Regions from separate parts of the Homo sapiens genome. Here regions 1, 2, 3, 5, 6 and 7 are each linked to region 4. The links are chromatin loops, found by intact Hi-C in ENCODE. Cell type or tissue: IMR-90. All regions are shown on one strand.

The links. Peaks named below come from ENCODE experiments on the same cell type or tissue, not always from the same donor. Only the 100,000 strongest peaks of a DNase experiment are listed, where the experiment ranks them.
Region 1: it touches region 4 in a loop (2.1-fold over the local background); 21 of 110 quality-filtered maps call a loop at or near these places.
Region 2: a loop joins it to region 4, with 10 times the contacts of the local background. A loop is called at or near these places in 18 of 110 quality-filtered maps.
Region 3: a loop joins it to region 4, with 3 times the contacts of the local background. A loop is called at or near these places in 18 of 110 quality-filtered maps.
Region 5: a loop joins it to region 4, with 12 times the contacts of the local background. A loop is called at or near these places in 52 of 110 quality-filtered maps.
Region 6: a loop joins it to region 4, with 4 times the contacts of the local background. A loop is called at or near these places in 16 of 110 quality-filtered maps.
Region 7: it touches region 4 in a loop (8-fold over the local background); 74 of 110 quality-filtered maps call a loop at or near these places.

Annotation. Positions count from the first base shown.
Region 1 is chr5:102,655,146-102,659,145 of GRCh38, forward strand. All of the region lies in intron 1 of LINC00491 (long intergenic non-protein coding RNA 491), which reads right to left. Among named protein-coding and RNA genes, the nearest start is that of LINC00491, 14 kb to the right of the region's middle. In IMR-90, no CTCF peak of the experiment used is centred here; no DNase peak of the experiment used is centred here; H3K27me3 peaks cover 333 bases.
Region 2 is chr5:103,223,104-103,227,103 of GRCh38, forward strand. No RefSeq gene overlaps it. Among named protein-coding and RNA genes, the nearest start is that of MACIR, 34 kb to the right of the region's middle. In IMR-90, a CTCF peak has its summit at 1,687 (motif pointing left); a DNase peak (open chromatin) is centred at 1,658.
Region 3 is chr5:102,790,827-102,794,826 of GRCh38, forward strand. The region is part of intron 1 of PAM (peptidylglycine alpha-amidating monooxygenase); the gene reads left to right. Among named protein-coding and RNA genes, the nearest start is that of PAM, 38 kb to the left of the region's middle. In IMR-90, CTCF peaks have their summits at 1,236 and 2,104 (motif pointing left); no DNase peak of the experiment used is centred here.
Region 4 is chr5:102,581,424-102,585,423 of GRCh38, forward strand. It overlaps LINC00492 (long intergenic non-protein coding RNA 492), which reads left to right. Exons shown (of 2, transcript NR_047462.1): 1 at 1-143. Among named protein-coding and RNA genes, the nearest start is that of LINC00492, 2.1 kb to the left of the region's middle. In IMR-90, a CTCF peak has its summit at 2,351 (motif pointing right); no DNase peak of the experiment used is centred here.
Region 5 is chr5:103,137,023-103,141,022 of GRCh38, forward strand. PPIP5K2 (diphosphoinositol pentakisphosphate kinase 2) reads left to right here. Exons shown (of 31, transcript NM_001276277.3): 5 at 1,362-1,447. Among named protein-coding and RNA genes, the nearest start is that of PPIP5K2, 19 kb to the left of the region's middle. In IMR-90, a CTCF peak has its summit at 2,446 (motif pointing left); a DNase peak (open chromatin) is centred at 2,439.
Region 6 is chr5:102,969,499-102,973,498 of GRCh38, forward strand. The region is part of intron 14 of PAM (peptidylglycine alpha-amidating monooxygenase); the gene reads left to right. Among named protein-coding and RNA genes, the nearest start is that of GIN1, 150 kb to the right of the region's middle. In IMR-90, a CTCF peak has its summit at 2,388 (motif pointing left); a DNase peak (open chromatin) is centred at 2,393.
Region 7 is chr5:103,038,892-103,042,891 of GRCh38, forward strand. No RefSeq gene overlaps it. Among named protein-coding and RNA genes, the nearest start is that of GIN1, 79 kb to the right of the region's middle. RefSeq lists a silencer at 2,214-2,508. In IMR-90, a CTCF peak has its summit at 2,390 (motif pointing left); a DNase peak (open chromatin) is centred at 2,390.

The DNA of each region.
Region 1 (4,000 bases), 74 kb after region 4:
ACTGCCAGAAAATTAAGTCATGATTCTAGACAGATTGCAACATTTTCTACAATGTCCTTAATGGAATCATTCTTAGTTTAATAACTAATACTGCAGAGTTACTCTCAAAAAGGTTATTTTACAGAGAGAATGAAGAGTTCCAATACAGCCTACATATCCTGAAAGACCAGGAATTTTCTGCTGGACCCAAAGAATAAGACCACAGTGTATTCACAGCTACACGTGATTTCTGCAATATGAATATACCTCTGCAGGTTGGTAACAAATAACCACAAGGAAGAAGGCAAAGCATTTGTTTCCAGCTTCTACAAGGTTTTTTTTTTTTATTACAAAGTCACTGGTAAGTGGTGACAAAAGAAAAACTTCAGCTGAATTAAATTTAAGGGAGTTTAATTGAGCAATGAACCATTAGTAAATTGGGCAGCCCCCAGAATCACAGCAGATTCACAGAGACTCCAAGGGTGCCTTGTGCTCAGAAAAAATTTATAGACAAAAAAGGTAAAGTGATGTGCAGGAATCAGAAGTGAAGTACAGAAACAGTGAGATTGGTTACAACTCGGCATTTGCCTTATTTTGCAGGCAGTTTGAACATTCAGCAGTCTATGAGTGGTTGAAGTATGGCTGCTGGGATTGGCTAACATTCAGCTATTGTTACAGGTGCATACTACTAAGTTAGGTTTCCAATTTTGTCTGACTGTTAAGCTAGGTTACAGTTCATCCACAAGGACTCAAGTATAGAAGTATGGAGTCCTTCTCAGGCCACATTTAGTTTGCTTTAACAGTGGTGAGATTTTTACTGAATAACGTTGCTTGCAGCCAGCATGGAATGCCTGATGAAGGCAGTAGGTAGACTCTCCATCGTCCTCACTTTATACAGAATTTAGGAAACTCACCTACACAAGATGCTGCCCAGGGCACTGAGCAACAAAGCAATTCACATTCTCTGGCATCTTCCCCTAACTCCTCCTGGATGAAGCCAGCCTCATCCATGGCTAGGAGTCTTCTGCAAAGTGAGGTGAAGCTTTCGAGATTTCTCCTACAATGTAGTTGCAGATACCTAAAAATCTAAAATTTGTTATTTTGTGTATTGCATGTATATTTCAGAATAATCAGAGGTTTTAAGCCATGACCTACTATAAAAACCAGTAAACAGGAAATAAATAGTCTTCCTTATCAGTTATAACTCAGAGTTCATAAATTACCACATTCTCACCTATTAGTTGGTCTTAATGACCTGAGATGAAGAAAAGACCCTGAGATTACTGGTCACCAAACTGGATATCAGCCACAAAAAGAGGAGGCTGGGATGCCAAAGATAAAACAACCTGCCTGCCTTGGGTTCACTGTGTCTCTAGTAAAGACAAATAGCCTGAATCCCAGTATCCAAGACCTGCTACCATGGATGGCCTGGAACCCTGTGCACAAAAAAACACTTCAAGTAAATGAATTCTTAATTACCAGCTAAGACTACAGCCCCAAACCATTGGGTTATCTTCTATCTTGGGGGACCCAGTGTAGTTCTGAGGCTTCTTATTGGCCCTCCAGGTACACAGTCAGGTCCAAGCTGTATTACCTGGGTTCTAATAAGTTTCCCACTGCAAGAGAGGGAAGGTCCCAAGCCAGGACAGTGTTGCACCATCTGACTGTACCTTGTGGGAAGGAAGAGGGAGAAAAGAGTCAAAAGAGATACTCAGAAACTTGAACAAAAGGGAGACCTGCAGAAGAGACAGTGTTTAATGTCTTGTCTCTTCCTCCCAATAAATGCCTTGCTTGACTCACTTTAGAATTCATACTCCTTGGAGCTGGTGGAGACTGAGGTGAGGGAACCTGGTGGAGAAGCTATGAAAGAGTGGAGACTGGAACCTAGAGCTCACTGTAAAGGTTAGAGTGTGTCAATACCACTTTGAATTATATCTCCATTATAGAAAACACACATAGAAACAGTAGACAGAGCTCTGGTTTACTCTTCTCTCTGCTGCTCCACTTTTACAGATTTGAGAGCAAATATTCCACACTTAGCTTTGCATTGAGCAAAACCAGTGTATTTTCCTCAACAGTGCCAGGGGACAGGGCAGAACTGTTTTAAAACAAACTAAGCATAAAGTTTATTGAATTAGTTTGTTAATTAGTGAAGCATTTCCTAAATAAAGCATAATTTCTTCATCTGTAAAAGAGGGATGAGTTGGAAAAGTTTCTAAGAGCACTTTTTCTTAACTTCCTAATTCATAATTCCCATAATTTATAAATTACCAATTTATTTAATAATTTACATTTTATAATTATATGTAAAATAACTTTAATTTTTTGTTTTTTGAGACAGGGTCTCACTCCCATAGCCCAGGCTGGAGTGCAGTGGCACAATCTCCACTCACTGCAGTCTCAACTTCCCGGACTCAGATGATTCTCCCACCTCAGCCTCCTGAGTAGCTGGGACCATGGGCATGCACCACCATGCCTGGTTAATTTTTTGTATTTAGTATTAATAGCCATTTTGTCTTTAATAGCCATTCCACAATTTATACATTTATAAGTTTCTTAAATGCATAATTCTGCAATATCTTGCATCTAAACTTTGGTTTTAGAACTATAGAAAGATTTATGTGAAGAAAACTTTAGTTTTCTATTACTTTACACATAAATCCTTCCAGGTAGTTCCTGCCTTATCTATCTCTTAACCATAGTTTAATGTCTCTTCTATGATTGGATCTTATTAGAAAAAGGTCTTCAACAAATGCAAAACTTTTAAAAATCATGATATGCTTTCAAAATTTCCATTGAGTATTTGGATGATTATTTTGCAGTCTAAAGCATGAGAAATAGGCAGGCATGGTGGCTCATGCCTGTAATCTCAGCACTTTAGGAGGCCAAGGCAGGCAAATTGCTTGAGCCCAGGAGATCAAGACCACCCTGGACAACATGGCAAAATCCAGTCTCTACTAAATACAAAAAAATTAGCCAGGCATGGTTGCCCATGTCTGTGGTTCCAGCTACTCAGGAGGCTGAGGTGGGAGAATCACCTGAGCCCAGGAAGTCAAGACTGCAACAAGCGGAGATAGTGCCACTGCACTCCAGCCTGGGCAATGGGAGTGACTTTGTCTAAAAAAAAAAAAAAAAACTACAAAAATAAATGAAGCATGAAAAATAGTTACGAGGTCTAAAGAGGAAGACATTGCTCTTGCCTATCAATTTCCTGATCTCTGGACAGCTATATGTAAGCTATTTGTAAAATCTTCCTAAATCTGCCCATGCTTCATGATCCTACAACAGAGGCAGCTTTTAGGGGAACAAGAAGAGCAAGAAATTTTAACACAATTGTTTCACCACTGTTCTCTGAAAAGCTATTTGAAATAATCAGAAAGATTTAAAAAAAAATTGAGCATTGCCACCCTCACATTTTAGGTTGCGTCTACAAGGATTCTTATGCTGTAAAATAAATAATATGTGGATGGGGACAAAGACGGTAGGGCAAGCAGTAGCTATATAAGGACTGCCCCTCTCCTAATGCAATAGCTGTCATGGGAACTCTATGATCATACAGCACAGTTACAGATTAACTGTGTAACAACTCCCAAATGTGAGCTTAGCTCAAATACTGCTGACTTTTAACATCAAACACTCTGCAGTGGGACATTCCCACCTAGATACCCTCATAATCTTAATGTGACATGATCCCATTTTATGGATGGATACATAGAGAGACTGATAGATTTTAAAACCTCTTAAAAATTACACCCTCAGCATGGTATATGTTACATGAATTAAAAGAATACTAAGAAGGTTTTCAATTTTGTAGAAATTTTTGTTATATAAGTGTGATTAGAGGAGGAGGGTTTTTTTCATATATTTTTTGCTCTGCTTTTACATCATTTGTAAATGCTATTGCTTTGGCCAACTTTGTTTTTCTTTTCAGTCATTTGCTTCTTCTCCAGGTTTTGCTTAAATGCGGTGTCTGAATTAGGAAGCTAAAAGCCTCAAAGTGGTGCTGTCCCCAACATAGGGA
Region 2 (4,000 bases), 640 kb after region 4:
TGCGTGCAGCCCCCTCCCAGCCCTGCAATCCCTGAGCTGGAGTTGCCCCTTGGTTGGGTCCAAGTCACAGGGGTGGGGGGCCTACGGGCCAGGAGGAAGCCACACTGGCCTGCGGCCTGCGTGGAGGAGGTGGAGGTACCCAACATGGCTGGTGGAGCATGAGCGCCCCAGATGGCAGATTGGAGGCTTTCAGCGGGCTTCCTCCGCTTGGAATTAGCAACATAGTGCATAAAGGTCAACTCTGTGAGCTTTAATTGAGGAAGGGAAGCAGCAGTTCACTAGAATAGCAAAGGATACCCCAGACTCTGTGGAGAAGGTGGGCAAGCAGCCCCCACGTCGGCGTTCTGCTGATAATGTGTGAAGCCCTAGTATGTGAGAGGAACAGCCAGTCTCCCCTTGCGTTTCGCCTTTCCGCTAGTGATCTGTGCAGCCCAGGCCAAGGGAGAGCACCCTGTTTCTGCCAAGCCCGGGAGCTAGTTTGGGGAGAGGCTGAGATACCGAGAGGGAAAGACACTGGGAAAAGCTGCAGGCATTTTTCCAGACCTGGGACTGAGAGGACACTTTTTTTGTTTTGTTTTGTTTGAGACGGAGTTTTGCTCCTGTTGTCCAGGCTGGAGTGCAATCGCGCGGTCTCAGCTCACTGCAACCTCCGCTTCCCGGGTTCAAGCGATTCGCTCGCCTCAGCCTTCCCAGTAGCTGCGATTACAGGCGCCCGCCACCATGCCCAGCTAATTATTGTATTTTTAGTAGAGATGTGGTTTCACCATTTTGGCCAGGCTGGTCTCAAACTCCTAAGCTTAGGTGATCCACCTGCCTTGGCCTCCGAAAGTGCTGGGATTACAGGCTTGAGCCATCGCCCCCGGCCGAGGATACTTTTTTAAATCTGGGCTCATACAAAGTCGGTCGTTGTTTGGTAACCTGGCAATGGTAGCCACGGCAGGCATTTTAGTCTTGGGCCAGAGATTGGAGCATTTGCTTTGGAGCGAGGGAAAGGTCCCCACAGCCGGAAATGGGCAGTGAGTTTGGAGAGTGCCTAGCAGTGGGTGCTGAAACTAAGCTCTCTCTCATCCCAAGACTGGAATGGGAGGAGAATTGCAGAAGCCTACTGCGTTTCTCCTGAGCAGCATGACTTGCAGCCAGGGACAGCTTTGCGACCTGAAGCAGGTCTGTGTGGGTCACTGATGGGTGCCTCAGACTGCTTCCTTGGTCAGTTGAGGGAGAGTGCTTCACCAGCTGCAAGGAGTAGGAGGGAGGTGGACCCCACTCACCTGGAGATCTAACCCTCCGTGTGAACTGCCACTAAGCGAAGGGGGAGTGCAGCCCGCCAAAGTCCCTTTGGGGTCAAAGGAACTATGAGTGCTGTGACAGCCACCAAAGGGCACAACACCAAAGCCTGGGAACAGACTTGGAGATGGGGGTCATCTCTCACTTCCAGACAGCCTCCCCAGTGTACTTTCGTGGACATAGCAGCGCCTCTTCCTGCTGGGTCCCAGGGAGTGTAGGGTGAAAGAGGTGCCTCTCAGGCTTTTCCAGGGGCTCCACCCCCGATGAAGACAAACGGTATGGGGAAGAGGTGGGAGGGCACTCGTGCTTTTCTGTTGCCTCCACCCCTGCTGAAGGCGTGCATAAGCAGAGTTAAGAGCCTCCTGCCAGCTCATCTCTTACTCTTAAGCACCATCTACTGGACTGCAGCCTGAATTACACCACCAAATAAGAATACATTGCTACACCAAGCAAGTCTGAAAAACCCATCATATGAAGCTATCTGCAACCAAGGAACTCTACAGAGCCCTGTTCCCATAACAGCATCCAGAAACAAAGCTAATCGATCTGTTAAAACAGAGTTAATACGGCCGGAGAAGGACTCCATACTTCTGTAGTTTAGACCTTGTGGATGAACTGTAATCTAACTTAATAGGTAGACAAGATTGACAACCTAACTTAGCAGTATGCACCTGTAACAATAGCTGAGTCTTGGCCAATCCCAGCAGTCATACTTCAACCACTCATACACTGCCAAGTGTTTAAACTGTGTTAGAATAAGGCAAACGCCAATCAGTCCAGCTATTTCTGTAACTCACGCCCAATTTCTGTATGTCACTTTCCTTTTCTTGTCTATAAATTTGTTCTGCCCATGAGGCATCCCTGGAGTCTCACTGAATCTGCTGTGTTTCTGGAGGCTGCCGAATTTGTGAATAGGTTTTTGTTTGTTTGTTTGTTTGTTTTTTCTTGCTCAGTTAAACGCTGCTAAATTTAATTTGTCTGAAGTTTTAACAGATCATACACAACATCCACCACAGTCATAACCTCAAGGCAAAAAAGGAATAAAATATCAAAAAACTCCATCTAAATTATAAACAATTCAGAAAAAGAAGTGTCAGCTCCCTCAGATGGGAAGGAACCAGCATAAGAACTCCAGAAGTACAAAAAGCCAGAGTGTTTCATCACCTTCAAAGATCACACTAGCTCCCTAGCAATGGATCCTAACATTAAATGTCTGAAATGACAGATAAATAATTCAGAATATTGATGACAAAAAAACTAAAAGAGATACAAGAGAAAGTTGAAATTCAACACAAGGAGAACAGAAAAAAGATGCAGGATTTGGAAGATAAAATAGCTGTATTAAGAAATAACCAAACAGAACTTCTGTAATTGAAAAATTTACTACATGATTTTTCAAAATACAGTTTGAACCCTTAACAACAGACTAGACCAAGCAGAAGAATTTCAGAGCTCAAAGACTGCTCTTTCAAATCAACTCAGACAAAAATAAAGAAAACAGAATTTAAAACAAAGCCTTCAAGAAATATGGGATTATGTAAAGTGGTAAAATCTATGACTTATTGGGATTCCTGTGAGCGAAGAAGAGAAAGTAAGCAACCTAGAAAACACATTTGAGGATATAATTCATGAAAATGTGCCCAGTCTTGCTAGACAGGTCAAGATGCAGACACAGGAAATCCAGAGAACTCCATGAACTACTATACAAAATGACTGTCTCCAAGGTACATAGTTATCAGACTATCCAAGGTCAATGCAAAAGAAAAAGTCTTAAAGTCAGCTAGAGAAAAGGACTATATCAGGCTATGATAGGAAACCCATCAGACTAACAGTGCACTTCTATGATGGAAACCCATCAGACTAACAGAAGACTTCTCAGCAGAAACCTTACAAGGCTGAAGAGATTGGGGGCCCATTTTTATCATTCTTAAAGAAAATAAATGCCAGGCAAGAATTTCATATCCCACCAAACTAAGCTTCGTAAGCGAAGGAGAAATAAACTCTTTTCCAGACAAGCAATTGCTAAGGGAATTGGCCACCACCAGACCAGCCCTACAAGAGATGCTTAAGGGAGTACTAAACATAAAAACAAAAGAACAATACACTACCACAAAAGCATGTATAAACACATAGCCCATGGATCCTATAAAGCAACTACACAATTGATACTACAAAGCAAGTAGCTAACAACACTATGACAAGAACAAATCCCCACGTATCAGTATTAACCTTGAATGTAAACAGCCTAAATGCTCCACTGAAAAGAAATAGAGTGGCAAATTGGATTAAAAAAACAAGACCCAGCCAGACACAGTGGCTCATGCCTGTAATCCCAGGAATTTGGGAGGCCAAGGCAGGAGGATTGACTGAGCTCAGGAGATTGAAATCACCATGGGCAACATAGCAAGACCCTGTCTCTATTTTAAAAAAGAAAAGAAAACAAAAACAAACAAACAAACAAAAAGACCCATCATTCTGTTGCTTTCAAAAGACACATATCACCATAGTACATGTAATAACACACATAGGCTCAAAGTAAAGGGGTGGCGAAAGATCTGTTATGCAGATGGAAAAAAAGATCAGGGGTCACTATTCTTGTATCAGATAAAACAGACTTTTTAAATCAACAACAGTAGAAAAAGGACTAGGGCATTACATAATGAAGAAGGGTTCAATTCAACAAGATTTATCCTATACACACCCAAGATTGGAGCAC
Region 3 (4,000 bases), 210 kb after region 4:
CAAATGCAAAAAAACATAAGCACAAAGAAGACAATATTTTTAAATTACCCATTATTTTACTACCCAGAGATAAGCACTGATATCATTTGTTTGTGTGTCAGCCATTCTGCTGTTCTGTTCATGCATATATGCACATATACAAACAGAGATTCAAAACCATAAGACATAAAATTAAGATAACTGAGCAATATTTTTCACTGAGCATTAGATAGTGAACATTTTCTCCTGTCACTAAATGTTCTTTTACAGCTGCATCTAAGTAGCTGCATTACATTTTATTTTATGCCTCTATCAGTCCTCTATTATTGGGATCTTAGAAATTTGTTTTTGCTGTTATAAATGACACTCTGATGAAAATACTTTTAGATTAATTTTTTCCTATCTCTACTTTCTTAAAATAAATTTCTAGAAGTAAAATTAAGTAGAAGAGTGTGGATATTTTTATGTGTTTGATACGTATATGCCAAATTGTTCTTTAAAAAAGCCATGTGACAGTTTATATTTCTGTGGCAGTCTGTATGAGAACACCCATTTCCCAGCCTGAAATTAGCTTTCTTTTTTTTAACTGCCAATTCAAGAATACGTTATAACTTGGATTGATAACATGAACATTTTTTATATTATTTTTGAACATTTTTATATTATTTTTACTTCTACATGTGGTTACTCTGTTGATGTTTTCCTCTTTTCTTTTATATTTGTAAGACTTATTTATGTGTTAAAGACATTAACCCAGTTGTATTTTATTTCTTTTGCAACTACTTTTTCTCCAGCAGATTCTTCTGTTTTCAACATTTTGCCAAGTGTTACTGAAGAAAAAATAAAATAAATTTTAAAACCAAACCAAAAAACCTCTTTAGATAGCTAACTTTATTTGGGGTTTGTTTCTGAATGCAAGATAGGCATACTGTAGTAAATTCCCTTCTTTCAACCCTGGGTTGAAATCCTGTCAATTAATTAGTTGTATTTAGTCTTACAATAGATAAACCAGGTAGTTTCACATAGCCTGTTTCTAGGGTTTTATCTAGGACATCGTAGGAGTTTCTTGAAGGAAAATATAGCTATAGGGAACATTTTAATTTGGATCTGCTTCATTACTCCAAATATTGTTGAAACAACACCAGATGTCATCTTTACTGGGCAATATACAAACATTGGGAGAAGTTGTACCCATACTAATAAGGGTGAACATAAAAAATGGACTATTGCTCAGATTTGTGTTCTTTACAGCAGAGTGTTTGACAAACTCTTTGATCCTTCTTTTTTTTCACAAGTGGAGATTAGAGCCATTTATTGTTTGGGGGTTGTAATTTATATTTAAACATGGTATGTATGGAATTTAGGAAATTCACCTTAGACATATGAAGCTTAACATTAATGTGTGTGTATATGTGGGTTTGTGTATATGCTGGAGGGAATAAGAAGTGACAAAAGTAATCTAAAATCTTAATGTTGAGAAAAATATTAAAGGTAAATGAAATCTTTATTGTCATAAACTGCTCTCCAATCCAGTACTGATAAACGACGTGGGGAAAGACTATGGAGGTTACTTTCAAAACAAACATTTACCATGTTCCAGGAAATACATGTGTTTGTATAAAAAGCAGGTAGCAATTACATAAACTTTTTTCTTCTTTATCTATTTGCCAAGCAATTGGCTGTTAAGGTCTTTTTGGTTGCCTTTGGGCACTTTGTGTGCACTCTTTTCTGCTTTTAAAAACATAATGCATGGTAACCCATTTGCCACTGACTGGCATTGTGAAGAGTTGGAATGGGGCAGTGTAATAACATGAAAGGCTGATGACAAATTTAGTATTTGTAATTTGGAATCTCTTCTCAGTACATTAGAAGTCTTCCCTATTTAAAGGAACCCTGAAACCATCATTTTATCAAGTGAAGAGTTTGTAACACATGATTACCATTGGTTTTCTTACAAATCAGAATACAGCTTCAGTTTTTGAGGCTCCTACCACAGTTATTATGGTGGTCTCTTACTGGCTGACACTTTGATTATGAGCAGGAAATGTGCTTTCTGCAGCCACACACACACAAAAAGTGACACAAAAGTATTAGGTCATACAGTAGCACGTAAGTTCAGAGTGCCTCCTAGTGGAGTCTAGTGTTGATCAAGTAACATTGGAATAATTTTTTCATTCCTCTAAAAAAATCTCCCCTTTGGCATCATGGTTGGTTATGAATCTTGGGCCTCATAGGAGCACAACATTCTCCACTAAAATAATGTTTTACTCATACTTTTTCCTTTCTTCCTTTAAAAATTAGGTAAGATACCTTCTCTGAATGTGTGAATTTTTTATAGAACACCGAAGATTCTTTGCGTTTAAAATTCCCTCCGTGTAAATTAAGTCCAAAGTGCCTAGGCTTTTCCATTTCTAATGTTTAAGTTAAAGACTTGTAAATTGGGCTGGGTGCAGTGGCTCATGCCTGTAACCCCTGCACTTTGGCAGATTCGGAGGATCCCTTGAGCCCAGGAGTTTGGGAGCAGTCTGGGCAACATAGGGAGACCCCTGTCTCTTCAAAAAAAAATGAAAAAAAAAATAGCTGAGCATGGTGGCACACACCTGTGGTACTAGCTATTTGGGAGGCTGACGTGGGAGGATTGCTTGAGCCTGGGAGGTGGAGGCTGCAGTGAGCCTGATCGCACCACTGCTCTCCAGCCTGGGTGACAGAGTGAGACACTGTCTCAAAACAAAACAACAACCAAAGACACTTGTCAGTGGAAATGTTTGAAATTTTGGAACTATTAGAATGTATTTAACTAAAACAGCTATTGCTTAAATGCAGCATTTTAAGTACTGGTTTTTTTCAAAGCTCAGACAAGCAGCAATATAGAAATATCCCTGGTCATTTAAGAAACTGAGCCAGGAACAGATTTTAAAACACTTTTGAAAATATTAAATGCTTTAAGTAATTATAGCAAGTATTTTATCCTAAGTTTATATACACAATTAATTTATCAATTTGTAGTGATTATAGTAAGAGAAGATTACTTTTATACTTAGAATAAAAAACTTTTAAAGTCAGCAATATGTGAAATATGTATTGAATATATTATGCTATATTTATCTGAGTATTTTGGTTTAACAAATTAAATGCATATTTTTTTCTTTTTAAAAAATGTATTGACCATATTTATATAACTACTTATCTTTTTATTTGGTAGATTTAAGTAAAATTTATTATTTATTTAACACTTTTGAATTTATATTATACTTGAAGTGGTTTATTTATCCTTGGCCAGCTACCCCCTTGAGACTCTGGCTTTCTATTTTATAGAACTATTTTAATGATAGTTTAAACATGTATACCTGTTACTGGTTATTTTCTGTTCCCCTTATCTTGGGAGTTCAGCATAATGCTGTGCGGATCAGGATAACAAGGTCCCACTGAGGTGAAGGAGGGAGGCTGGGAATGGCTACAGCCTGGAGTGGAGGTGTGATTTCAGTAGGTGGAAGGTTGTCTTCCTGAAAGGAATTGGCAGAAGTAGATTCTTACTGATTCAGATACATTTTCCACCAACTGAAGGAAGGAATTATTAAAGCCAATGGTGAACAAAGCATTTCAAGCATTTTATAGGAAGTGACTAGATGAGGAGATTTTTTTCATTCCTTTTTTAATCAGCAAAAAAGAAATTAGTATTATTGAATTAGCAGATTCTTCCTATTCTATATTAAGAAAGATTTAATTTTTGTACCAAGGAAGGTTAGGTGAAAAAAAAGATTTATTTTTTTTGTAGAAAACTGAAGATAGTTTGATTCAATATGAAACAGTGATATTTATATTTATGCTGATTCCACCACCAAAAAATTATTACATGTACAAATTAAATAGAGATTATCAGCTTAAAAAATATAGAACATTTACATGTGGCTATGAACATTCTGATGCTAATTTTTTTGTTTGATGACTATGTACTTTAAAATCTGGCATTGTCTTTCATGAGATTTACAAGTCCTGTGTCCATTGTGTTGTTTACTTAGGT
Region 4 (4,000 bases):
ATTAATACCTGGCTGTCATTCTGGAGTTCCTTTTCTCTCTTCCATCCAAGGTCAAGATTTTCCTAACATATAACACAAGGCTGTGCCTAAAGTGAATGACTGATTCTTCAATGAGGGAAGAAGACACAGAAGCTAAAAACAAGGTAGGGTCTTAAGACTAGAGGATATTTTTAAAGATTGTAAATAAAGTTTCTACTCTTGGAAATAGTTGCCTTTTAATTTTTAATGATAATTTAAGTTCTACAGGCAATAAATAGAAATTTGATAGTGTTTTGAAGCTTATCTGTAAAAGTAATATTTAATTGTTTTCCATGACGTATTTCTAGGTTATATCCTGATACATAATAGAAATGGAAATATTTTCTATGGTACAATGCTGAGAAAATAAAGCTTCAATATCATAGAAAATAGTTTCCATTTCAACCGTGTACTAATTAGGGCATCACCTGAATTGCTGTAATAAAGGGACCCCAAAATACAGTGGCTTAAATATGACAGGATGTATTTTTCTCTAACATAACCCAAAGTAGGGTGGTCTGGTCACCAAGTTTCTGCAGGTTCCCAGGCTGTCAGGAGAGCTCAGCCAACATCAACATTCATTTCCATCACTAAGTCCAAGGAAACTGCCAGTTGTCACCTGTTTTCAGTCTGTGAGAAGCAGAAAAGACAAAAGAATTTAAGAACAGCAGTTTCTTAATAAGGACGTTGCAAGGAGGAAGCATCACATATCTTATCCAGTTATATCTCACGGTGAGAGCTTTGTCATAGGACCTTCCCTAGGTGGGTAGCTACGGAGAGGTTGAAGTGGGTTGGAGTTCTATTAAATAAGAAGAAAGACTGGATGTTGGAGCTTGATTAGCAATATCTGCTACCAATTATTCATGCCTTTAGCTTGCATTTAATAAGTACCTAATGGGGGTCAATTACCACTCAAAACATTTAAAAATGATTTTAAACAAATAGAATGTAGCCCTTGCTCTTGAGAAACACATGGTATAGTGAAGATGTCCATGGAAACAATTTTAGCAAAGTAACTGTATTTTTTTGGAGTATGTATATGAGGTTCTCCGAGCATGGAGGATAAAGCACTACTGTCCACATGAGAAACTCAAGAAAAGATTCCTAGTGGAAGTAGTGCAGTGTTTGAACTGAATCTTTCAAAATGATTAAAAGTTTACTAGGTAAAGTAAGAAAGAGTGCTTTGGTCAGCAAAGGCTAAACAGAACACTGGCTTTGGGGGGTGGGATAGATCTATTTCAGTGTGTGTGTGTGTGTACATGCATGCACATGGATATATGTTTGTGTTAAAGCAGAGAAGTCGAGTGGGGGGAATGATGAATGACAGAATATGAGTCAAAAGGTATACAAGGACCGTATTATGGGTGGCCTTGTGAGGAATTTGGAGTGGATTATGAAGCCATTGCAAGACTTTAAGCAACAGAGAGATGTGGTTCATTGGCATTTCAGAAATTTCATTTTGGTTGAAGTCTTCTCTTACAAGGGCTTCGAGGGAAGAAATATTCTTCATTTTGATGTAATTCAACAAATATTTATTGAACACTGTCTTTGTGCCAGCCCTATTTCCTCCTTGTTACCCTAGAAAAAGCCAACTTTCAGTGAAATTTGTTGTCTGAAGACATTTCCCTGTGTGACAAATTCTCTCTTGGGACATACCCTAGTCTTTAGAGGACAGAAAGGGTGAGAGAGAGTGGATCCTAAGTAAAATATAATCTTTCACTTATACAGGTCTCCAGTTTCAGCCCCATTGAGTTATCATAGCAGACTCATCAGGTTCTCATGTAAACAAACAAACAAAAACAAAACAAAATCTTCCAGCAAGTATACCCCTCTAGGTTTCAGACATGACCTGAATTCCAAAGGTGAGCAAAATTGAGAGGGAATCAATAAAAGCATCATATCTTATCAGGAAGTTGGTCTATCACCCATGAGAGCAGTACTGAATTTCATGGCTGGATATCATTTTATTTATTGTGACTACAGAAGAAATGATAGTATCAGATGCCAGGAAATTACTACTCTCAGTTACTTAAGAAGAGAACCAGCTCCACGGTTTTGCATAATCTGTCACCACTCTTTATGGGTGAAAAGAACTTGAATTGGGAATTTTATCACTGTATAATTAGATCTGGCTAGATATATTCCAAACTATTTATTTCTATCTTTTGTGTAAAATCTTTATTCTACTTTCTAATGACTTCAGTCAACTCGTTAAAAACTATTACAGTAATGAAGATATTAAAATACAAAAAAATGAAATAAACAAATTCTGGAAATACCCTCCAGAATATTTATTTTCACCACCAGATGGCATTATTTAGTTTTCTTAAGGTTAAAGAAAAACTACTAGCATAATACCATCAGCAATAGTTTAATATGAATGAACGATCTTGTCTCAAACAAAAAAAAAATCATCAAAGAAATGAATTAATGTCTGTCCTTTGTTCCAGCGCCATCCATCTGTACATAATGTTGCTTCCTTTGAAATCAGTTGAAGATTAAATATGTATAAGGTACACACTAGGGGGCACTGAGATAGGAAAATAGGGCCACACGTGCCCATGTTTGGAAACAGATGGTTTGAAAGTGAATAAAGATAATTAATAATAATGATGTCTTGCCTGCATGAAGCAGCTGTCCTCCCCAGAACTCAAGAGCTTCTTTCATTCCCTCATTTATCCTCCCAACACCTAGTCATGACATCAACAATGGAATGGATGCATCTATTTGTTTTGTTTGGTTTTTGGAGTTTTTTTTTTTTAACCTCCATACAGTAATAACCCTTTCTTACGCAACAGACCTACATCGTTAGATGGTTACAATCGCAACATATGTAAATACCTTGCAGGTTGTGCTAAATAATGGAACTAAAACTTTCATACCACAAATACATAAAACTGCTTGAGTTTGTGGGAAAGGAAGGCAGAATAACTTGGAAATATCTGTTATAGAAATTCAGACCTGAGAGTACTACTCTATGTGACAGATAGCTTTTTTAAATGTGGATTGAGATTGAGATATGTTATTCATATAAGATTTGAACTAGAATAAAAGGTATCTGATTATTAAATTAGATAACATTTTTGTTTGATTTTTCCCCACTGAACTATACTACTTCCTTTTCAGAATCCCAAGTCTTGTGAATATTAAGGGACCTACAACCTTGTTTTCTAAGAAACATTAGAACTTGAAATCATAATTGTTTACGTGTTAATCTAAGGAGAGTTTTAATTTTTTAAACATCTATTTACTGAGAAGTTGTTATCTGATAAGAGTATACCAGCTCAGGAAGCAATAATTTTTTTAAAGGTAAATTTAAATTGTCAGTACTTTAGAAGAAATTAACTTAAAACTTGTGTCCCATTATGTGCTAAAACAGTGTCTCAAAAAGCAGAAACTACAACTGTTAGGACCCTAACAGAAGAGAATGGAGTAGGTCCGAAACTCCTTTTTAAAAAATGCTAGCTAGATCCTTTGATCTATAATTTTCTTCTCTTCTATTATCCAGTGGGCTGCTTCCAACTTTTCACTCCAGCCCCATTTTCTCCTTCTCCCAAACCTGCAAATGTCCCCAGCTGACGAGGACAGCCATCAATTACTGGGTGTTTTTTGCTCCTTTATTGAATAGAGATCATAGGATGCCTCAAAGGGAATAAAAACCTTCAGAATTAATGCCCAACAGATACAGCCCCCTTCCCTTAAGCAAGGCCCTTGAAGTTATTACTAGTTCCTACAAAGATTTAATCCATTATTTTGAAATGGTATTATGATTTCTTTTTCTAATTCTGTAGATCCCTTCTTGCAATAGAATTGCAAGAGAAGCGTTATTTTCCCATAAATCACAGTATCTATTACCTCCCTTTAACTCTCTTCCCTTTAATTGCTGCCAATTCTGAATACACTTCTACAGCTTGCATGATATTATTGGGATGTGAATGACCTGCATCAAAGAAACCTGAAGAGACATTAGGATTTCTGGGTC
Region 5 (4,000 bases), 560 kb after region 4:
TCACAAGTTCCCCACGTAGTAGGACAAAGACTTAACCGAGATTGTTTAATTTCCAGAGCCTACTAAACCATTCAAACTTATGAGCACTTTTTCTGTCATGGGACTGATGATGAAATTAGGACTTTACTCATTATAACTAGATTTTTTTTTTTTTTTTTGAGATGGAGTCTGGCTCTGTCGCCCAGTCTGGAGTGCAGTGGCGGGATCTCAGCTCACTGCAAGCTCCCCCTCCCGGGTTCCCGCCATTCTCCTGCCTCAGCCTCCCGAGTAGCTGGGATTACAGGCGCCCGCCACCACGCCCAGCTAATTTTTTGTATTTTTAGTAGAGACAGGGTTTCACCGTGTTAGCCAGGATGGTCTCGATCTCCTGACCTTGTGATCCGCCTGCCTCGGCCTCCCAAAGTGCTGGGATTATAGGTGTGAGCCACCGCACCCGGCCTATAACTAGATTTTTTAAATGGTAAAGTATACCTATTTTGAAAAATATTATACTGTATATCTTAGCATTCATTTAACAGGTAAAAAGCATGGATTTCTAATAAATTATAAAATATGAGTGTATTTATGTATTTCATTCAATCAATGTTTCACTCCTATAGCTATTCTCATAATCTCACCAGCATTCTATTTTCTTGTTTTACCATTACAATATGAGATTTTATGTGTATGAAAAATGCTTTGTAAATATGAGACCTTATGGTTTTTTCACTTTATTTTTTTCTATTCTTCCAGAGAGTAACATTATTAATATCTAAAATTTAAAACATTTTCTCTACATTTACATATTAATTCATATATATGTGTTTTTATATATACAGCTATAGCTATAGAAATGTATGTTCGTTTTAAATGGTTTGAAAAGTAAAAGCGTACCGAAAGCCATTTAATCGTCACTGTATCTATCATATTTTTTTCCTATAGAAAACAATACATACATAACAATCACATTTTACCAAATTAGAATCACTTTTCTCTAGTATGCTGTGAACATTTCTCCATGTCATTAAATACTATTTAAGCATAAGGCTTTTAATGCTTAGGTAATGTTCTATCATTGTGATAATATCAACTTTATTCAGCCATTTTTAAAATACATTTATGTTCTCAGTTTTAATAATTAGTTTCTCAATAAGCTAGAAAAGAATTGTGCATAAATTTGTGTTCTTATTGCTGAATATTTCCTCAGAATACCTTTTTTGAATATTCGAAGTGACATTTGTTTATTTAAAAAATAAAAAGTGTTGAGATATATACCCTTTTTAGTTATAGAACAACAATAATGTCTTTTAAGAAAACTACAATAATATATTCATTGTGAAATGGAGCAATAAAACAATAAGGATGTTTCCCTTTTTCTTCAGGAGAGAAGTATATAGTATTCTTCAAGCTGAAGGTATTTTACTTCCTCGTTATGCTATTTTGAACCGTGACCCAAATAATCCCAAAGGTAAGAGTAAGAGATTTTAGGTAAGCTTCCTTTGCCACTTGACATACTTTTGGGCCACATTCTTACAATAATTAACTGGAAGGAATTTAAAGAATTCATAGTATTCTATTCCATTTTAAAAAATAATCTAAACAGACAAACATATTCAATTAAAAGGTGACACTGAGTTAAAAGGCTACCTAATAATTTAGGAATTATTTATCCTTCTCTTCTTTGGCCTACTTTTGACATATCTCTAAGAATCATGAGTTAGAATTTTGAAATTACATACAAGTAAATGTGTATTGATTAAAGGTGAACAAGTGATTTATCTATGACTATTGAATTAAGTATTAGAAACTTCATGCTACAATGCCAAAAACTAAATACTGGCCAAGAATTTGGAAATACAGTTGGCCCTGGAACAGCATGTGTTTGAACTGTGCTGGTCTGCTTATTCATGGAATAAACATGAATTGAAAATACGGAATTCGTGGGTCCCACATATACTGATAGCCAACTTTTCATTTACATGGATTCTGCAGAGCCAACTGTGGGACTTGAGTATGTGAAGATTTTGGTATACGAGGGGGTTCCTGGAACCAGTCACCGCGTATGACAAGGGGCAACAGTACTTCTAAGTATTTATTAATATTTTAAAGCACTGTTTGCTCCTTTTTTTCTGGTTATCTAAAACATAGCATGGAAGCTATACCTAACTTAGTCACAAGGCAAAATACGTGTTTGTCTTGAGTTAACATTTCTGTTCACACTTAGTATTGTGGGGAATTTTGATGAATTTATCATACCTTAAACCATCTTTTATTAAAAACTAGGGGGGAGGCAGAACAAGATGGCCAAATATACCCTCCAGTGATTGTCCCACTCCCCACAGGAACACCAAATTATAAACTAGCCATGCAAGAATGCACCTTCATAAGAACCAAAAAATTAGTCCACCAAGGTGGTGCCTCTAGGAGTCAGCAAGAGTTTGTAGCATTCCTGGACTTAGGGCGCCCCCTAGTGCTAATACAGCTGCAGTGACCTCAGGCTTAGATCATAACACTTAGTCTTTTTTGAATATGTGGAAAGCTTTCTCAAGAAGGATGGATACAAACAAGCCCAAACGGTGAAGACTGAAATAAATACCTAACTTGTAAATACCCAGACATCAGTGAATGTCTACAAGCATCAAGAACATCCAGAAAAATGTGACCTCACCAAACAAACTAAATAAGGTACCAGTTACCAATCCTGGAGTGATGGAGATATGTGACCTTTCAGACAGAGAATTCAAAATAGCTGTCCTGAGGAAGCTCAAGAACTTCAGTGTAACATGGAGAAGGAATCAGAATTGTATCATGAGAAATTAACAAGGAGATTGAAATAATTCAAAACAAGCCAAAATTCTGGAACTGAAAAATTCAGTTGACAAACTGAAATATATATCAAAGCCTCTCAACAGCAAAGTGGATCAAGTAGAAGAATTAGTGAGCTTGAAAACTGGCTATGTGAAAATCCATAGCCAGAGGAGAAAGAGAGGAAAAGAATGAAACACACTTACAGGACTAAAGAGACCTGAGAGAGGAGCTTGAACAAACTTCCCAGGTAGCACTTTTCATCTTTTTAGCCCACTCCTTTCTTCGTTTTTCTTTAAGAACTTTGGGACCTACGTAGTTAATAAGGGGAAGGGAAAATGTTAAAAAAAAAAAAAAAAATCTTAAAAATAGCCTCAAAGGGACAAATCCAAGAATTAGTGCTCTTAAAGAGAACATAGATCATGGTAGAAAGTTTATTGAAATAAGCAATAACAGAACTTTCCAAACCTAAAGAAAGATACGAATATGCATAGGTCATAGAAGAATATGAAGATTTAACCCAAATAAGACTATCTCAAGGCATATATTAATTAAACTCTCAAAGGTCAAGGATAAACAAAGATCCTTAAAGCACCCAGAGAATAGATGTATATAACATGTAAAGAAGCTCTGATACAACTGGCAGCTGACATCTAAGCAGAAAGCTTATAGGCTAGGAGAGAGTGTGATGGCATTCAAAGTGTTGAAGGAAAAACAAAACTTCCAACCTAGAATATTCTATTCAGCAAAATTATCCTTCAGGCCGGGCGCGGTGGCTCACGCCTGTAATCCCAGCACTTTGGGAGGCCGAGGCGGGCGGATCACGAGGTCAGGAGATCGAGACCACGGTGAAACCCCGTCTCTACTAAAAATACAAAAAATTAGCCGGGCGCAGTGGCGGGCGCCTGTAGTCCCAGCTACTCGGGAGGCTGAGGCAGGAGAATGGCGTGAACCCGGAAGGCGGAGCTTGCAGTGAGCGGAGATCGCGCCACAGCACTCCCGCCTGGGCGACAGAACGAGACTCCGTCTCAAAAAAAAAAAAAAAAAAAAATTATCCTTCAAACATGAAGACATAATATACTTTACTAAACAGAAACTGAGGGATTCATGAATTACCAGTATCATGGAATTTTTCTGTCCTTATAGGACAGGATAGGAAAAAGATCTTACAGATCTTTTACAGGAAATGCTAAAAGGAGTTCATCAATCTGATAGA
Region 6 (4,000 bases), 390 kb after region 4:
TTTCACTATGACAATCAAAAGATAAGATTCCCAAATGAGTACTGGTGGTAAGGAGGGAAAAGTTGATGTTGCAAATCAGCCTAGGTTGGACCTTGTGATTCACTGGTTAGAGAGAGAAGAACACAGTTTTCTGAGTTGATTTACTCAAAAAAGTGTCATCACTAAGAGAGACACTATTAAAAGGTTAAAATATGGCGAGAAGATTAAGAGCTCCATTTTAGACATTTTAAGTTCAAATGAGACAGACAGACATCCAAGTGGGATTTTCCAGAAGACAGTTTTGTAACACCAGTTTGGTGTTAGGAGAGCTCCAGGCTTGGTAGTCATGTGCCTGGAGGTGGTAGCTTAAGTTTTGTAAGTGACTGAGATCACTTAGTAGGAAGAGGCTTTAGCCAGGGGAAAAATGTTTCAGGGACAGACTTCCCAAAACACCAGCGTTTTTTACATGATGGACGGTAAAAAGAGGAAGCACAGATGATAGGTGGAGAAGACCTGTAAAGAACAACATTATAAGGAGAGAGGTTCTGAAGGGAACTTTCAACAGGGCTACAGCCTCCCAGTAGATCAAAATAAAGAGTCTATTAGCATTGGCAATTAGGATCCCTTACCTCTTGGAGAAGTCATACAACGGTGAAATAGGAAGTGGAAAGAAATGCATCCAATTTAGGGAGGGAAAAGGATGTAAGGAAGAATGAATCAGCAAGTAGCCCTGCACCATCCAATATGGTAAACACTAGGTGAAAATATTTATGTTTTGAATATAAATTAATTCAAAGTAAAAAATTAAAAATTAAGTTTCTCAGGTGCACTAGCCATTTACAAAGTACTCAGCCCCATGTGTCTGTCTAGCAGCTATTAGGTTGGACAGTGCAGACATAGATTACATCCATTATTACAGAAAATTCTTTTGGACAGTGTTGGAGCTTGTAAAGGAAGAGAGAAGATGGAAAAGCCTGAAGGATATGTTATGTTAGAGGAGAGTCTCTCCCCACCTCCACAACAACTCAAGCCCTAAGTGAGTGTATGTATAGCCTGTGAGTCAGATATGAGGTAAAGAAGTTGTATTTATTAATAAAAAAGAAAAGAGAGAAGACAGGAGAGGCTTTAGGGAATTCTGGAGGAATGGCATTCAGAACAGTGGAGTAGAGAGAGTTCTTTTTCCAAAGATACGCTAAAAGAGATGGAGAAGGTACAGATACAGCCTCCTTTGGCAAAGCCAGTAACCAATTAGCTGTAGTAGCCACAGTGACTTATTAAGAAAATAGAGGGCTAGGAACCTAAAAGGGCTTTTTTTTTAATTTTATTTTTTTTACTTATTTATTTTTTGAGACTGAGTCTCACTCTGTCTCCCGGGCTGGAGTGCAGTGGCGTGATCTCAGCTCACTGCAAACTCTGCCTCTGGGGTTCAAGCAATTCTCGTGCCTCCGCCTCCTAAGTAGCTGGGATTACAGGTGCCCACCACCACACCTGGCTAATTTTTGTATTTTTAGTAGAGATGGGGTTTCACCACGTAGGCCAGGCTGTTCTCAAACTCCTGACCTCAAGTAATCCGCCCGCCTTGGCTTCCCAGTGCTGGGATTACAGGCATGAGCCACCGTGCCCAGTCCTAAAAGGGCTTTTTGTTTTCTATTACAAAAATCCAAATGTTTGACTGGAAAAAGGAGCTGATTTTTAAAATATTATATAAACCACAGGTTGAAGCAGATGCATGTTGCAATTAGTTTGTTTTTTCAGTCAGTAATTATAATAGCTATAATTTAGTGACACCTACTTTATGATATGTACTGGACTGGGTATTTTAATATTAGCTGTCTTCTTTAAATCTACAAAGTAATTTCTAAAGGTTATTGTCACTATCTTTATTAAGTTAAGTAGAATTTACTTAAAGGCACAAAGTAGAATTATTTCTTAGGGGCACAGAAATAGGGTTTGATGTGTATTTGAATTGAGGAGTTGCCATACAGGGAAAGACCAGAGTGCTATAGGTGCACCCAGCAGAGACCCCTGAGTTGAATTGTCAAGAAAGGCTTTTTTGATGTGACACCTAAGATCTGAAAGTTGAGGAGCTAGTTTATTAGTGGGGAGGGAGTGGTCCAGGCAGAAGAAACAATATCTTCTTAGAGTTGATATTCAAGGAAATGAAAAGCCAATATGAGTGGAACATAAACTGAAAAGAAAAAGGAAACATTGAGAGATGACACAGGGGTCAGGACCACCAACTTGCTTTATTTATGTTCTACTCCATCTGTTATATTCATTAGATGTATTTTCTAAATAAACATCTTAATGTGACTAAGAAAATTGGTTAACATTTCAGGATTCCATATTATATCTAGTACACTAGAAGAGGAAAAAACTCTTTCTGGTTTGCACATAGGAATGTAAGAGATAGCCATCTAGTGGTCTCTCTCTCATGTAACAAGATGTTTGTACAGATTCTGCTCTGAAACTTTATTCTGGCAAGGCCTGTGCAACTGTGTGCAGCCAAGCCTGTTGCATTATTTTAACAATTTTTGCTTTCCTAACCCAATAACAATTTTAAATGATAAATTCACATGAACTGGAGTGCTCTACCTTTGGTATTTTATCACAGCTTTTAGATTTCCTCTTACAAACCTGAATGACTATGCATAGTTCTGAACCTGTCTTCCTCCATCAAGATTACCCTAAACACAGAGGTTGCAGTGAGCCAAGATTGTGCCACTGTACTCCAGCCTGAGCGAAAGAGAGAGACCCTGTCTCAATAACAATAATAGCTTAAACATATGGATTCAAGTTTTTATTTAATTTTAATTTTTTTTGAGATGAGGTCTGTCTCTGTCACTCAGGCTGGAGTACCGTGGCGTGATCATAGCTCACTGCAGCCTTGAACTCCTGAGCTCAAGCAGTCCTCCCACTTTAGCCTCCCAAGTGGTGAGGACTATAATTGAATGCCACCACACCCAGCTAATTTTTTTATTTCTTAGAGAGATAGGGTCTCACTCTGTTGCCCAGGCTGGTCTCGAGCTCCTGGGCTCAAGCGATCCTCCTGCCTGGGCCTCCCAAAGTGCTGGGATTACAAATGTAAGCCTCCACTCCCAGCCTCAAGTTTTTAAATAATGGTTTATCTCTCCCTGAAATACTCTTGTATTTTATTTCCTAAATAAGACGTTTCATTGTACAAGCATATGAAACTATTTATATTTAATGTGTGGTACACGAGAATTTAGCAGTAATGAACTGTATTAATTTTTCTTCTGTGAGGCAGAATGCCACTGTGCCCTAACAGATTTGGTTGACTTATAATTTGCTTTGTTTATTTTACTGAGATTGGCCCTATTACTTGGTAATTATTTTCTGATTGAAGATTTCACCTGGGATAAGCTGATTTCACTGGCAAGAATTGAAAACCTACTTTGAAACATTAAACCAAGACTATTTGTAAACATGACAGAATCTCTTAGCATCATTTTGGAAAGACTTCATCTCCCCTTGCACCACTTTCTTAATAATATATTCTTCAGTGAAATACATCATGGCTAAACCAGTTATCATTTTCATTTCCTAATGGTCATGAAAAGAGATTTTATAAATGTTTTCTAATTGTGCTGTAAATGTAATTAAAACGTAAGCAACAGGACTCCATAGTCGTAAGTAATTTCATCATTAGCAGCACCTAGTATAGGATGAGGAAAAGGAAGAACTGGTGGTTGCCCTTGGGTTTGGTGTAGGAGAGCAGATTTGTGTTTTCATTGAGAATATGTTTACCATTCACACAGTTGATATAAATGGATTTGAAGTCATCGTGGAAATGATGAGGGTTAAAATACTTCATGAACTTTCTGTAGTCATATTTTGTATATGTGATAATATTTTACAAATAATTTGCTTTCATAGAATTGGAGTCTCATACCCAAGTTTACTCCTTAATACAGGAAGGCATAGAATGCATTTTAGTGATGAATCACCCTAATGATATCAGTTTATTAAAATCTTTTCCTTTGTTTGAAGCTGATTTAAA
Region 7 (4,000 bases), 460 kb after region 4:
AATAAATAAATTGAAAGGTGAAGGATTCATTCAACAGGCATTAATTAAGTTTATCTGCAAAATACAAAGATGAAAAAAGCACAGATCCCTTAAATGTCTGTAATCTAGTAAGGTAGCTAAAATAGCATATAACTAATTAGATTTTAAGGCATAAGAAGAAAACAAGTAAAATGCTATCAAATTGTTATTGAAGAGCAGAAAGGCTTCATAAAAAAGATAGTATTTGAGGCCGGGCGCGGTGGCTCACGCCTGTAATCCCAGCACTTTGGGAGGCCGAGGCGGGCGGATCACGAGGTCAGGAGATCGAGACCATCCCGGCTAAAACGGTGAAACCCCGTCTCTACTAAAAATACAAAAAAAAAAAAAAATTAGCCAGGCGTAGTGGCGGGCGCCTGTAGTCCCAGCTACTTGGGAGGCTGAGGCAGGAGAATGGCGTGAACCCGGGAGGCGGAGCTTGCAGGGAGGCGGAGCTTGCAGTGAGCCGAGATCCCGCCACTGCACTCCAGCCTGGGCGACAGAGCGAGACTCCGTCTCAAAAAAAAAAAAAAAAAAAAAAAAAAAAAAAAAGATAGTATTTGAGTAAGCAGAGGAGGTTTATCGGAAAATGCTTGTTATAGTAGGGGATTAACAACAGGGCTATATTCCATAACACTCAGGCTAGTTTAGGGGAGCAGTAGTGGATGGGCTGGAAAGCCAGGCTGATAAAACTAGAAATATTTCAAAACCATGAGAAGGAATTGGAATGTAACTGCATTTTACATACTTGTTTTTTTCATACATGTTAATATGCTGAGAGCTGTTAGTAAAAGTAAAAAAGTGTTTTCTTTACTGAACAGAACAAAGAAAAGAACAAATTATACTTGAAATAAAATCTCAAGTTAGTCTGAATTCCTAGGAAATGGAGTATTGTTCTATATAAATACTGGATAAAAGCTCTTTATCAGACATATGATTTGCAAATATGTTTTCTTAGTATGTGGACTACCTTTTCATTCTCTCAGCCTTGTCTTTCAAAGGGAAGTTTTTAATTTTATATTTAATTTTAATCTCTCTCTCTCTCTCTCTTTGTGTGCTTGTGTGTGTGTCTGTCTCTCTCTATGTCTTTATCTGTATCTCCAGCCCACAGCTCTGTTTTCCTCAGTGTTGGCTTTATTCTCTAGAATGTTCTTTCTATGTGATATAAAAATGTCTCTAGTTGATATCTATAAAAATTTAAAGAGAGAGACTCCCCTATGCACCCCAAATCTGTATCAATCCCCAAAAGGATTCAGAAACACAAGAACACTAGTATTTTCTTTCTCAGAAATGACAACAGATATGCAATAACTTACCCATTAGTCCTTGCAGCTCACTATTTCAAGAGAGGAAACTTTTCCTTGAAGCCTCTAAGACAGTTTCGGTCACATGCATTGTGTGGCCATTTCTGAGCTAATCCATAGCAAAGAATGGCCCATGGCTCTACCCATGGAGAAGTGCTAGCCACTTAAACAAAATTTGGGTAGGAAAAAAGAAAACGGTTGCTGAGTAGGTAACAGACAATCCACTACAGACCGGCCACAGTTCATGTTTAGAAAATAACATTTGTTTATTGATGGATATCTGCTAAGCTCCCTGACCTCAAGTATCTCACAATCTAAAGGGAAAATAAAGCATAAATTCACTTCATTAAGTTCAGTGATGGATGTAAAGTCAGATATTTGACAAAGTTCAGAATGAGGAATCACAGAAGGTGTATGTTAATGTTCAAGAAAACAGAAAAAATTTTAAACAAAAGTTGTAGGTAGAAGTTGGTAGTGGAGAACTTTCTTTGCATAGTTCTTTAGTAGTAAATTAGCTTTTTAAATCACCCTAGTACCTATCTAAAAATCAAATATTGTATAATTTTCTTATTATGTCATTGATGCTCTTCCAGTAAGAATTTAATTCCAGAGTAATAAGAATCCAATAAAAGTTTCAAAAAACAAAGATTCTAAGTGAGAAGTGAAAGTATGTCCTGAAAAAAGGCTGCATAGTATTGCATTGGTCTCAAAGTTACTGGGCTGAAAAGAGCCTGAATTCCAGATCACAGTGTATAAAATATTTTAGTGTCACTTTCATATTGTATATGTAAATACTTAGATGTTTTATGATGTTATTTTCTCAAAATACCTAGTATATACTTTTCATTATTTAGATAGATTAGAATAGATATGTGGATTATAAATACATAAATAAATAGATAATCAATTGACAATTGATTAATAAACAGACTGACAGTCATAGAAAGAAGGAGTGGAAGAGTCGGTGAGGGAAGGAAAGATGAGGGAGATATCCACATACATAGATTTTTCATAAAGAGTTCTTCAGGGTAGTTATTACCATTGCAGTGAATGACTGACATCTGGTGGTAAACTTAATAAAACATTTGTGTGGATTTGCGCATTCAAAAATAGGTGTTATTTAGTGGATGATGGCCGTCTTCAAGTAGAATAATTTAAAATACTGCCAGTCTTTCAGTTTTTATGTCTACATTATGCCAAGCATCCAAATATTTTAAAATATCTGCAACTCAGGTGTCACACAGATGCTGACAGTATCTGTATTCTCTTCACCAAAAGAGTCACTATTAACACACCAAAAAGAAAATAATTAAAGTGTGCTGGGTTTGCGTATTAAAAATAGGAGGAATATTTTTAAAACCCAGTGACTGTCAAAAAGGTTAAATGGTGATCTATTACTGTATAGTCTTCTGTCTAATTAGCTTCCTGGCTAAATTTATGTTGACCTAAGTTGGTTGCATTATCTCTTGATTAAACTAATAAACCAGTCATCTAGGCAATGAATATTCATTCACAGCCTACCCTGTGATGAGCTCTATGTAACGTACAGAATTATAAGTAAAACATGGTTCTTGCCCTTAAAAAAATTACAGCCTTATTGAAAAGAAATGACTAGCAAATAAGAAACGAGTAGAGAACCATTTATAACAGTATACATTATACAGTACAGAGAGTAATTAATTTGAACAGAAAAATGAAAATTACGATGATTGGAATTGTTAGGTGATATGGTTTGGATCTGTGTCCCCATCTAAATCTCATGTCAAATTATAATCCCCAATGCTGAAGGTGGGGCCTCGTGGGAGGTGATTGGATCATGGGAGCGGTTCCTTCATGAATGGTTTAGCACCATCCCCTTGGTGCTGTTCTTGTGATAGAGTTCTTGTGATATCTGCTTGTTAAAAAGTATGCAGCACCTCACCACCCCTCAACTCTCTCTCTTGCTCCTCCTCCCACCATGTAAGATTCCTGCTCCGCCTTTGCCTTCTGCCATAAGTAAAAGCTTCCTGAGGTCTCCCCAACAGCAGAAGCCACTGTGCTTCCTGTACAGCCTGCAGAACTGTGAGCCAAGTAAACCTCTTTTCTTTCTAAATTACCCAGTCTTGGGTATTACTTTATATCAATGCAAGAACACACTAATATATCAGGTAAGATTTACTGAGGTAGATAGGATTAGAACTGAGCTTCTAAAAACAAGAAAGATATGAAGTGGAATGGTAAAAAAGATACAGTAGAAACTCCAGGTGATGGCGATGAGTAAAGAACAGAGGCATAAATGAACATGAACATAGTAAACCCGTGGAACAGTGTTCTGATAAAGGGAATAGAATATTTTGAGAAATAGTGTTCCACTATTTGGCAGGCCCAGAGTAGAGTAAACTTTGTGATATCAGGTTTTGTTTGTGTTTGTTTGTTCATGTGATAAGAAATAGGGATAGTTACATGTTGTCTTCAAATGGGTAGTGACATAACAAAAATATTAAGGAAGTGAACTGGTAGTGGACAGAAGGCTCCATTGGAAAGGTGACTGAAAATAAACTGGAGTCAGGAAGGCCACTGAATAAAATTTTGAGGTAAAGTAACCTTGGAGGCTGGCAGTGGGAACTGAATAGAAAGAATGGTGTCTTGGTCTGTTTAGCGTCACTGTAACAGAAAATCTGAGACTGTGCAATTTGTAAAGA